2 separate regions of the Homo sapiens genome follow, and region 2 is linked to region 1. The links are chromatin loops, found by intact Hi-C in ENCODE. Cell type or tissue: mammary epithelial cell. All regions are shown on one strand. Each heading gives the region's core, and the rest is flanking DNA. Links, peaks and the distances in the headings are about the cores only. Region 1 overlaps WDFY3 (WD repeat and FYVE domain containing 3). Region 2 overlaps CDS1 (CDP-diacylglycerol synthase 1).

What was found. A loop is a pair of places that touch in the nucleus more often than their neighbours do. Peaks named below come from ENCODE experiments on the same cell type or tissue, not always from the same donor. Only the 100,000 strongest peaks of a DNase experiment are listed, where the experiment ranks them.
Region 2: it touches region 1 in a loop (2.9-fold over the local background); 3 of 110 quality-filtered maps call a loop at or near these places.

The regions. Positions count from the first base shown.
Region 1 is chr4:84,688,945-84,694,333 of GRCh38, forward strand. WDFY3 (WD repeat and FYVE domain containing 3) reads right to left here. Exons shown (of 68, transcript NM_014991.6): 59 at 3,941-4,088; 60 at 2,687-2,841; 61 at 1,562-1,720. Among named protein-coding and RNA genes, the nearest start is that of WDFY3-AS1, 110 kb to the right of the region's middle. RefSeq lists an enhancer at 2,144-3,343. In mammary epithelial cell, for the core only: no CTCF peak of the experiment used is centred there; a DNase peak (open chromatin) is centred at 2,477; H3K27ac peaks cover 1,255 bases.
Region 2 is chr4:84,629,062-84,634,450 of GRCh38, forward strand. CDS1 (CDP-diacylglycerol synthase 1) reads left to right here. Exons shown (of 13, transcript NM_001263.4): 6 at 2,758-2,816; 7 at 4,796-4,878. Among named protein-coding and RNA genes, the nearest start is that of CDS1, 49 kb to the left of the region's middle. In mammary epithelial cell, for the core only: no CTCF peak of the experiment used is centred there; DNase peaks (open chromatin) are centred at 2,750 and 3,230; H3K27ac peaks cover 1,594 bases.

The DNA.
Region 1 (5,389 bases), core at 76-5,075:
AAAATAAGTAAATATTCTGAAGAAAAAGATTTAGATTACTGTTAGTAGTTCCTAAGTACTTAGAATGGGCCATCTGCCCTGGCAGAAAAATATATCCGCTTAATAATGAGTTGGCTTCATCTGCCGCCTTCCACACTAGAATGTAAGAGGTTGCCTCCTATTGTACATTTGGGGAAAGCCTTGGGTGTAAATCAGTGTAAACTTGGAGGAGAGATTTTGCTATCATGTAGAGTAGGTATTTTTTACAGATTGAAGGTTGATAAATTTTTTAATACTTTTGAGAGAGAAAACTATCTGTGTATACACATGAAGTATATATATGTGTGTGTGTGCATAATATAAAAAAAGAGTTGGCTTAAAATTTTGGTCATATAGACATCTTTATTGCATGCTTAGCAAACCCCAGGAAACTATTTTAAGCAGGAAGTCCTTTTTCCTGGCACATTACTTTCAAAGTGCATTTTCTAAATGGAAAATATTTTTAAGCATAATTTGAATCAGCAAAATGTACTATTAACCTTGTAATCTGTTCACTTCAAGACTTTCTCCCTCTTTATATGGCTTGCCTCAGGACCCAGCAACTCTGTGAAGTTTCTGGCCTATACAGATGATTCAGTTTTATACTGAACAGGGGTTCAATTTTTTTCTATAGGTATTTATGACACCACTGTTTGAGTTTGGCTTTATAATAGCTTTGAAGTCAGACAGAACTTAATTTAAATTATAGCTTTACTGCTACATGTGACTTTAGACTTGTGTCTTGACCACTCTAACCTGTGTCTTTTTCAGGGGTAAAATGGGGCTAATAACTACCTTGTAGAATTGTGTCGACTAGAGTTTTGTATTTGTAGAATACTCAACACAGTCCCCTGAAATAGAGGTGCTCAATAATTGATAAGTGGTATTGTTACATTATTTTTCAAATTTATATCATTAAAAATACTTAGATATATGCTCCTTATTTAAAAAATACCTTATGGTAAGTTCTCTCACAGATCAAATATTAAGAAATGGCTTAATTATAAAAGGACTCTTGCTTTAAGTAAAAATTAATAATAGAATCATGTATGTAATAGACAATCAGAAATACTCGTTAATTAAATCATCAAGGGCTCTACTGAATATATTCATGAGTTTGGCATATCCTTAAGTATATGACAAATGAGAAAAGAGAGAAACAAAAAATAAAGAATTTAGTGGCAGATAAATGGAAATCACCCTGGAAGGAAATTAATATGAGTCAATAGCAAACATAATTCAGTTTGCAAAAATTCAATTTAGACTTTTGCATTTATATTACTTAAATACACTGAAATATATGTTACCTAAAGATAACTTTCTTCAGATTTTAACAAAGGGACCGGCTTAGATCATTGTTAGAAACAACCTATTCTGATTTCCTTTTTTTTTCAAAAAAGTATTTCTAGCAACAGAACGTCACTTTGGTTTTGTCCATTAGATCTGAAGTACCTCAGAATTAAGGAAGCTTTTTACTTCCTACAGGGTGTAGGCACAGGAGATGGACTATGTCCTTCTTGGCATTTTCTATGTTCTCTCTTACCTGTTTGAGGGTGACGGTCTTGGCCTTTTCTTTGGAGGTGCCCATCTCCCACACACACACAACCGTGCTTGTTCCACCCGTGATGACCAGCTTGGGGTTGGGGCAGATTGCACAGAGAATCTGGCCCCACTCAGACAAGCATTCATAAACAGTCATGGCCTATAAAGTAAAACGGATGTGAGACACACATGCCGTTAAGTACTATACAAACTTCTGAAACTCAAGGAGCAGAATTGAGTGAAGGTGCAGGCACCTCACCAGCAAATAGCGGCTCATGTTCTGAGCTAGCTTTAGTTCAGAAGCATATCCACTGAATCTCTACCCTGAACTACCCCTACCGCCTCCAAACTATTGTTGCTGCTGAAAGCCATAACCAAAAAGGACTTTGCTCATAATGGGGGTCTCTGGTTTCTCCAGATTGGGAAAGTGATGCTCAAATTGTGTGATCTATGGAAGGTGCAGGGGACAATGTGGCAAAAGGATGCATTTGCTGTAGACAGAATGTGAAAAGAGAGCACGACTGCTGCTAAGGAGAACATCAACAAAATGGAATCGTGTTACAAAGCAACATAACAGACTATGCAGATTCTTTTCGTCTTGCATTTGGGAAGGGACTGTTGGAGGGCAAACACAGGGCACTAAAGGATCACTATGGATTGTCTCTCCAAGAGGTACTTATGGGACCCAAAACAGTTGCTGTTGCTTCTTGTGGGATGGAGCAACAGGTTTTCTGCCAGCTTGTTTGGAGCACTAAAATGAAAAGTGGGGCAGATGGTGACTCATCAAAAGGAGGCTATTCTGGTTGACAGAAATGCTGAGCTCCTTGCTGGCTAGGATCTCTCGGAGGAATTCTTTGAGTGAGAAGGAAACTGCTAGCCCCTGTTACACAACTTTGCAAAAGAGGCTTGTTCTGCAGGGAACATGACATCTCTATGAGCTCCTTTATCCTGCTCTCATTCAGTGAAGCTCTCCTTTCCCCAAATAGGAAAGCTCACTTTTCTTTTGGGCTTTGGAGGAACAGCTGACAAGCCCTTGGACTGGGTTCTCCCCAACCCTATTAGTCATATAGGATAGCCAGACCACAAAAGAGCAATATTAAATGAGTAGGCAGGAAATAATGCAAACCTTGTCTGACTCATAGGTTCCCAGTCTGCAACTGAGGTCTGCATAGCCCCAAGCAAAAGTTTTATTCCAGGTTGGTGGGATAAGAACCTTATTCTGTTCCACCGCAAGAATACCTTTATCTGTACATACGATTTGTCCTACAGGTTCTTTGAGTTCTAGAAAAAAGAAATCATGGTATTAGGACAGGAACAGGAAAAACTAATGTCATTATCTCATAGAGCATGATAATTTCAAATATTCATATAAATCAAGCATCCTGATACCTACGTTGAGAAAAAATGATCTCTGAAATAGAGCTGGGCTTTTGAATCTCCTACAAGACCTGCTGGGTGGAATGTTCAACCTAACAGGGCCTCTGCAGGACTTTCCTCCAGCTTTCCTATTTCTGGGCACTCTCTGGTTTGGGTACTACCATTCAGGTTTGCCTCCCTAGGGTTGTACAGAGTAATCTGGGATGCTCCCCAGAATGTCATAGGGACACAGATTATCAACAAACCTATGTCTTTAGTACCTCCCAAGTTATAGCCAGACCTTAGACTTCCTCAAGGAAGGTCATGTCATTCCCCAGAGGAACGGACTCCTTGCTCCACACCAGCACTCTGATGACCATATTACTACTCCAGAAGAATCGCCAACAGTGACTGACGCTGGCACAGAGCAGAGTCTGTGTAATGAGGACAAATGGCATAGAATGGCACACAAGTTAACCAGATTTTGTTCCAATTCTTGGATATTTTTAAGCGACAACTTCAAGATTTTGCAGAACTTTTTTTTTTTCATTCTAAGGGGAAAAAACCTACTTGAAAAAATATTTTTAGATATCCCATTATACCATTAGATAAAACACAGATGTCTTTTCATTGGCATACTAAAAATGTGTTCTTTTACTAATATATCGGATAGGCAGAATATATTTAAATGAGAATGAAATTATGAAGACAAATTTTTTTTATCTATAAAGTTGAATTTACAAGGTTTTGGTATTTTAGAGCTTTGATTATCTTAAAGAGGAGAGAGAAGACTGTTTGGTTCTTTCTGATATGAAGTCCAACAAGCCAAAAAAAGAAAACAGAGAAAAAAAAGCAAAAAGAGAAAATATAAATACTAGTAGGTATTTAGTAATCTAACACAAAATGTATGGCACTTATTAAACAAATTATGCTATCGTCAAAAAGCAAATTTGTTATTGTTAAACTGGGATTATTAACAATCCCATTAAATCATTAATCAAAAGTTTATTTCTCATTATTTTACCTTTTACAGGTGTTAGAGAAGGCCTCAAGTTGTCTAGATGATGAAAAAAGATCTTGTCACTTGTAGATCCTGGTAGGACAGAGATTCCTGCATTGTCTCCATTGAGTCGACTTCTCACTCGCTTTGGTGGATGAGGTTTTTTAAATAACTGGTATGAAAGAAGATGACTCACTTTATAATGAAAGATAACACTTATAAGCCCTTTTATATGCCAGGCATTGTGTTCTTATTTCAATTAAGGTTCACAAGAACTATTAGGTACTATATTATCCTCATTTTACACCCGAGGAAAGAGATTCAAAGACGCTATGAAGGTGGCCAGAGAACTCACACCTGAATAAGCAGGGACAGGACTATGATACTAAAGCATGGGCTATTGTCTTGTTCTATGCTAAGCTGAATTCACAATAACTTTCTCAAAGAAAGTCAATCTACAGTTGATTGACAATTATTTTCCAATGATATTCAAAAGTTAACTCTCAGTAGCCTAATACCATTCTGTGCCATTGAAGGCAGGCAGACACTCTATCTAGTTGGATTATTTCTGGTTTCAATGTGGCCTTTATGTGATTTAGAAATATCATTTTGGTGTCCTAAAAAGGTGCTACTGATTTGCTGAAAGTGTGAATATTATCATCTTCTTTGTGCTTTGCTATGTTGTAAAGGGAAAAAAGAAAACAAAAATGTGCTACATCGTCATTCTGTATTTCTACAGGATTAAAAATATTAATGGCTGGGTGAGGTGGCTCATGCCTGTAATCCCAGCACTTTGGGAGACTGAGGCAGGCGGATCATGAGGTCAGGAGTTCGAGACCAGCCTGGGCAATATGGCGAAACCCGTCTCTACTAAAAATACAAAAATTAGCTGGGCGTGGTGGTACACGCCTGTAGTTCCAGCTACTTGGGAGGGTGAGGCAGGAGAATCGCTTGAACCCAGGAGGTGGAGGTTGCAGTGAGCCGAGATTGCGCCACTGCACTCCAGCCTGGGGCAACAAAGCGAGACTCCGTCTCAAAAAAAAAAAAAAAAAAGTACATTTAAGATTACTATTTTTCAATTATTGTAAATCTTTGAGACAGGCATAGAGTAGTTTCTGTTGGAAAACTAGTATTTGAGGAGGAGATCTGAAAAACTTTAAATGAAATGAGATTTAAGATAAATACGACACCATCACACTTTGTAAATTAGATATTTGGGGTTTCCAAGGGAAAAAAACAGAAAAAATTCTTTGTGCAGAGGAAGATACACATTCCAGACTCTCAAATCTTTAAATGTTTTATTCCTATTTTATCTACATAAAGGACTATAAGATCAGGCTTCTATAAAGATACATAGTTTTAAAGCACTTTCATGAATGTGCATTTACTGAAGCACTTTTACGTGAGGACCTAAGGAGAGAGCACTGCGCCAGGCTGCGGGTATATAATGATGTATGGAGATGATGACCATAA
Region 2 (5,389 bases), core at 333-5,332, 60 kb before region 1:
TGTGATTTTAATTTAGAAATAGTTATACAAGCATTCTTTGTTAATCAGGGAAAAAACCTATGGATCCAATTGTACAAAAAGTGACCGTTTCCACAGATTTATTAACATATAAATGTATTTTTAAGTATTTAAACATAAAATGTTAATATATCCATATAGTTGTGAATGAGAAAGATTAAGTTCATATGTTTCTCTTTTACAATGTTTTTCTTTAAAAAATAATACACAGTTGGCCCTCCTATATCCATGGGTTTTGCATCTCTGGAGTCAACCAACTGTGGATTGAAAATACTCTGAAAAAAAAAAAAAAACCACAATGGATGGTTGTGTCTTTATTGAACATGTATAGGCTTGTTTCTTGTCATTATCCCCTGAAAAATACAGTCTAACAATTATTTATATAGAATTTACATTGTATTAGGAATTATAAGTAATCTAGAAATGATTTAAGATACACAGGAGGATGTAAGTAGGTTATATGCAAATACTATACCATTTTATATAAGGGACTTGAGCATCCATGGATTTTTGTCCTTTGGGGATCCTGCAACCAATCACCCAGGGATACTGAGAGATGACTATATTTAGCCTCAGCTATGCTAGGAAAACACTTTATACCTCCCCCTTCCTCTAAGTCAGAGAACTGTATTATCTTACTGTATCTAGGAGTCAGACAATTGTATCCCATAGGTGAAATTGGATTATGTAAACGTGAGTTGCCAAGGTTGTCCTGGATAAAATGTCCATTAGGAAAATGTTAAATGATTCTACTGGTAATTGTGTTTGAAGAAATGTAAGTAAGGGTGAATGGTGTTATCATTTCAAGAAAGAGAAAATCATGTATTTTGGAGTAGTATTTGTGAGTAGATAATTCATAGTTAATGATATTGAGAAGTTCCCAAGGCTGTGCTGGGAGAGTCAAGGGGTCTGTTTGGACAGAAAACATGGTTTCTGTCTTGTGTCTCTGCTTTGCCCCTTACCCATTGGCTTTGAACCGAGTCCAGTCCACGTTTGCCTTTAACCACGGATCAGTGGCACAAAAACAGCATAGAAATTATGTTATTACTTGAGCTTCAAGATAAGTCTACCTGCTGTAGAAGAAAAACTCAAAAGCAGGAATTTTTAAAGGAATCTTTCATACAATTGGTAATTTTGATGCCATTAATTTCATGTTTTAGTATCTCTCTCTCTCTCATTCTTTCTCTCTTTCCTTTCTCTCAATAAAGTGACATAATGGCTTTCATTTGTGCCTCCACTCAGAAAATGTGTCCCTATTGCTTGTGCAGGCCAGTTAGTTGGATTACCTCATAGATGACAAATAGGAGGTGAGATAGGATTGGGGTCAGTATTCATTCTCTTCATTTTGTCATGGTCCTTTATGCTTTGGCATTTCAAATTGATCACCAAAAGTAGCGAAAGGCAGCTGCTGTTTGATTCTTTGCTTGGTGAGAGTAGTAATACCCTTGTTTACTCTACTGGTAGAATTGCCTTGATAAGTATAACTTGGATGTACAAAGTCTAGTATTTATACAGAAATTGATCAACTGAAAATTCAATTTCTCTCTTGGAGAACTCACTCTTTAAAGATACTGCAGAGGCTGGGTACAGTGGCTCACACCTGTAATCTTGATACTTTGGAAGACCAAGGTGGGAGGATCGCTTGAGGCCAGGAGTTCAAGGCTGCAGTGAGCTGTGATTGTGCCACTGCATTCCAGGCTGAGCCATAGAGCGACACTTGACTCAAAAAAGAAAAAAAAAGGATGTTGCAGAATAGAATGCATACATAGCCATTTATCTGAAATTAAATTTGGTTTATATATTTTCAATATCCACCTCTGTAAAATAAACCTATCTTTAGACGTTTACTGGTATTTTTGGCAAGAAGTGATTCATATTGCCTCCCATTATTTTAGTATATGATTACTAGATTTCACTTAATTGGTTAGAATTTAATAAATTATCATTGTAATAAATTTGTAAAATGTAAACATAAATACATATACTGTTTGTAAATCTTTACATTATTAAGAGTATTACATTTTACTATAATTATTGTATGCTTTTGAGAAATTGCAAATTGTTCTTAACCTGAATTTTGCTGATCTCAGTTCATGGAACCACGTGACTCTTAAGGGTCAATAGGATTTTAGTGTTTATTTTCTAGCCCTGTGATCCTCAGTAAATTATTAAAGCCCTTTGTGCATTTTTCCTCATCTGTAAAATGGAGCTAAAAATGAGTACCTATATTATAGGAATTTTGAAAGGATTAAATCAGTTGGTAATAAAGGATCATCATTAAAGATAAAATGCTTAGATAAGAGCCTAGAAAGAGTAAGCATTCAATAGACTTTAGCTGTTATAATAGTTATTATTAATTTTTCTATTATGTAGAGATTGAAAACATTCTGTACATACACTTGATGCATTGTTATAGCAAATAAATACTATTTAATTTAAATTTAAGATCTGTTTTCCATGCCCACATATTAGCAGGGGACTAATTAATTGAATTAATGCAGAGGATGTTTATTGAATTTGTGCCATGGAATGTATTAGGCACTTTGGAGAGTACAAGATTGTTTCCCTCAAGAAACTTACTTTAAATGCTTAATGTAAGATAGTAGGAGAGATGGCATCTGAGTAAGTAGCTAAAATATGCCTAGCTGTGATACAGCAAATTGGTTTATTTGGGCTCAAGGAATCTTAACCCTTTGTACCAAATTGTACAACGAGCACATGTTTTTTGTTCTTGAACAGGTTTCTGCATGTTTGTACTGAGTTTGGTGAAGAAACATTATCGTCTGCAGTTTTATATGGTGTGTATTAACTATTATTCCTTAGTCATTATCTGTGATAAAAACCCTTAACTTTTTTTTTTCTGTAGTGAGAAGATACAGTCGAATCTGCTAGCTGTTGTTTTGCATGAATGTGAGGGATACTTGGATTTCAGATGACCATTAGATATAAACTATTAAAGTTGAGAAGTTTGTGAGGATTTTAAAATTTTAACTGTTTTCAAAGTTTACTAAAAACTTTTTCTTTGAATATTTTCAAATGGTGTAAAATTAAAGTTTTTGGGTTCCTTAAATTTGTAGAAATTTGAAGAATTTTCTTAGTCTCCTGGACAGTTACTATGTCTGAGAAACATCTACCATATTGTTCTATGAAAGTAACTATGTTTACTTGCACTTGGCGTGCGCATAAAGCAGCAGAGCATGTATTATCTTGGTGGTTATGGTTAGTCATAGAATTGTGTAATTCTTTTTGGCATAAGATATTTTGTTCAATGTACCAAAGCCTGTCTTAAGAAATGTATCACTTTACATATGAACTTTTTTTATTTTCTTAAACTGTAGCTAGTACAACTGTACAATGCAATGTAGTATTCAGATCTGTAAATTCATGTGATAGTGAGGCTTATTTTGGACTTGGAATATATTTTCTGTTCTTTATGCTTAGCTTTTCTCCATTAAGACATTCTGCTGAACATAATTGCTGGGAAATTGTTGTGTTTCTTGTATTTCTAATTTAAGGGAATCTGAGCATGAAGAGTAAAATTCTTAGTGAATTTTATATAGAAACAAGACAAGTAAAAATAGTAGAATATCCAGTGAAAATGTAAATGGCATCTATTGGAAAAAATTTAATTAATGCATTTTTAAGCAATCAGAGTAAAAGAGAATTGGATCTTTCAAGCAGATAAAAATAGAATAAAATAGAGCAACCAATATAATATGGTTGCTTAAATGGGAAACAGGTTTATTAAGAATAAATCAAAAGGCCAAGCGCCGATGGCTCATGCCTGTAATCGCAACACTTTGGGAGGCCAAGGCAGGCGGATACCTTGAGCCCAGGAGTTTGAGACCAGTCTGGGCAACCTGGCAATACCCCATTTCTACAAAGAATATGAAAATTAACCGGGCGTGGTGGCACACACCTGTAGTCCCAGCTACTGGGGAGGCTGAGGCAGGAGGATCACTTGAACCTGGGAGGTCAAGGCTGCAGTGAGCTGTGATCACACCACTGCACTCCAGCCTGGGTGACAGAGTGAGACCCTATCTCAAGGGTGGGGGTCCAGGGAGAATAAATCAAAATCTTAAGAATTTTTAAAAGTAATTTTATGAATTTCAATCAAAATCATAAGACTCGTACATGGAAACCATATTGATTATATTAAAAGTGGCCATCTCTCAGGCTAGATAGAATTGGCAAAACACAAAGGTCTTTAAAAATTTGAAATTGAATACTGTCATTGAACAGACCTGTCACGATCACCCTTCAAGTATGAAAGATAGAGTTTAAGGGCAATTGAACCCTGCTGGTTTGAATCATTTGAAGTTGGAAATAACTCTTTATGGGAAAAAGTTACCGTAATAAACTCTGAAAGAAAAGGAATTTTTTAGCATTTTGTTAATAACTGCAGAATGCAGCCAGAGTAAAATGTTCCCCTTTAAATGTTGTTAAACCAGCAACAGAAATCTCTCATCATCACTTAAATCTAATGATTCAAGATAATGGTTTATTTTTTATATGTTTTAAAAGTTAGTACTATATAATTAGAATTCTATTTATATATAAATTAAGGTTACTTTGTTAAATGTTTTCATTATTTTAAGGTTCCAGTAGGCAACAAAACAAACATAATTTACTAACAGTGTTTTTATTTTATATGACTCTAACTTGTACATTTTGACCAAAAGTCATGGTAGAAATTTGGGTTTCAAATCGCTGTTGCTTCTTCAGCTGCACTGATCAGTTGTGTTCACTAATTTTTGTATTGTTGGGCTATTAACAGTTCGCATGGACTCATGTCACTTTACTGATAACTGTCACTCAGTCACACCTTGTCATCCAAAATCTGTTTGAAGGCATGATATGGTAAGGCAACAGAATTATGCTGCTTTATAAGTATGTCATAGCACTTTTATAGTTCTTTAACGTTGGATAGTGTCTTACAGATTTCTACTAAAATGTACTGTTTGTTGTTCTTATATTCCATTAAACTATCTTACTGAGTTTTGCTTACTCTTTGACAACTAAAGACAAAATGCTTCATTAACAACTGGATACCATTCTTATTCAAGTTCCAAATATAGGAAGTTCCCATAAAAGACCCAAAAAATTAATTACATTTTCAGGTGTTAATAAATCCTAGTGTAACTTTTCACAAAAGACAGACTTTAAATATAATATTTATTAAGATATTATTTACATAGAATGCAAAAAAATATAAAACTTTGCCTACTAGTAACTACTGTGAAGAAATGCATGTTTTTCTAGGTGAAAGTTGGGTAGGTTTTCTACTTTGCTCCTGTGTAGGAGTGGGTTTCCAGATTGTAGAAGTTAATTGCTCTATGGCAGTGGCTTGCATATTCAGAAAGCATTTTTG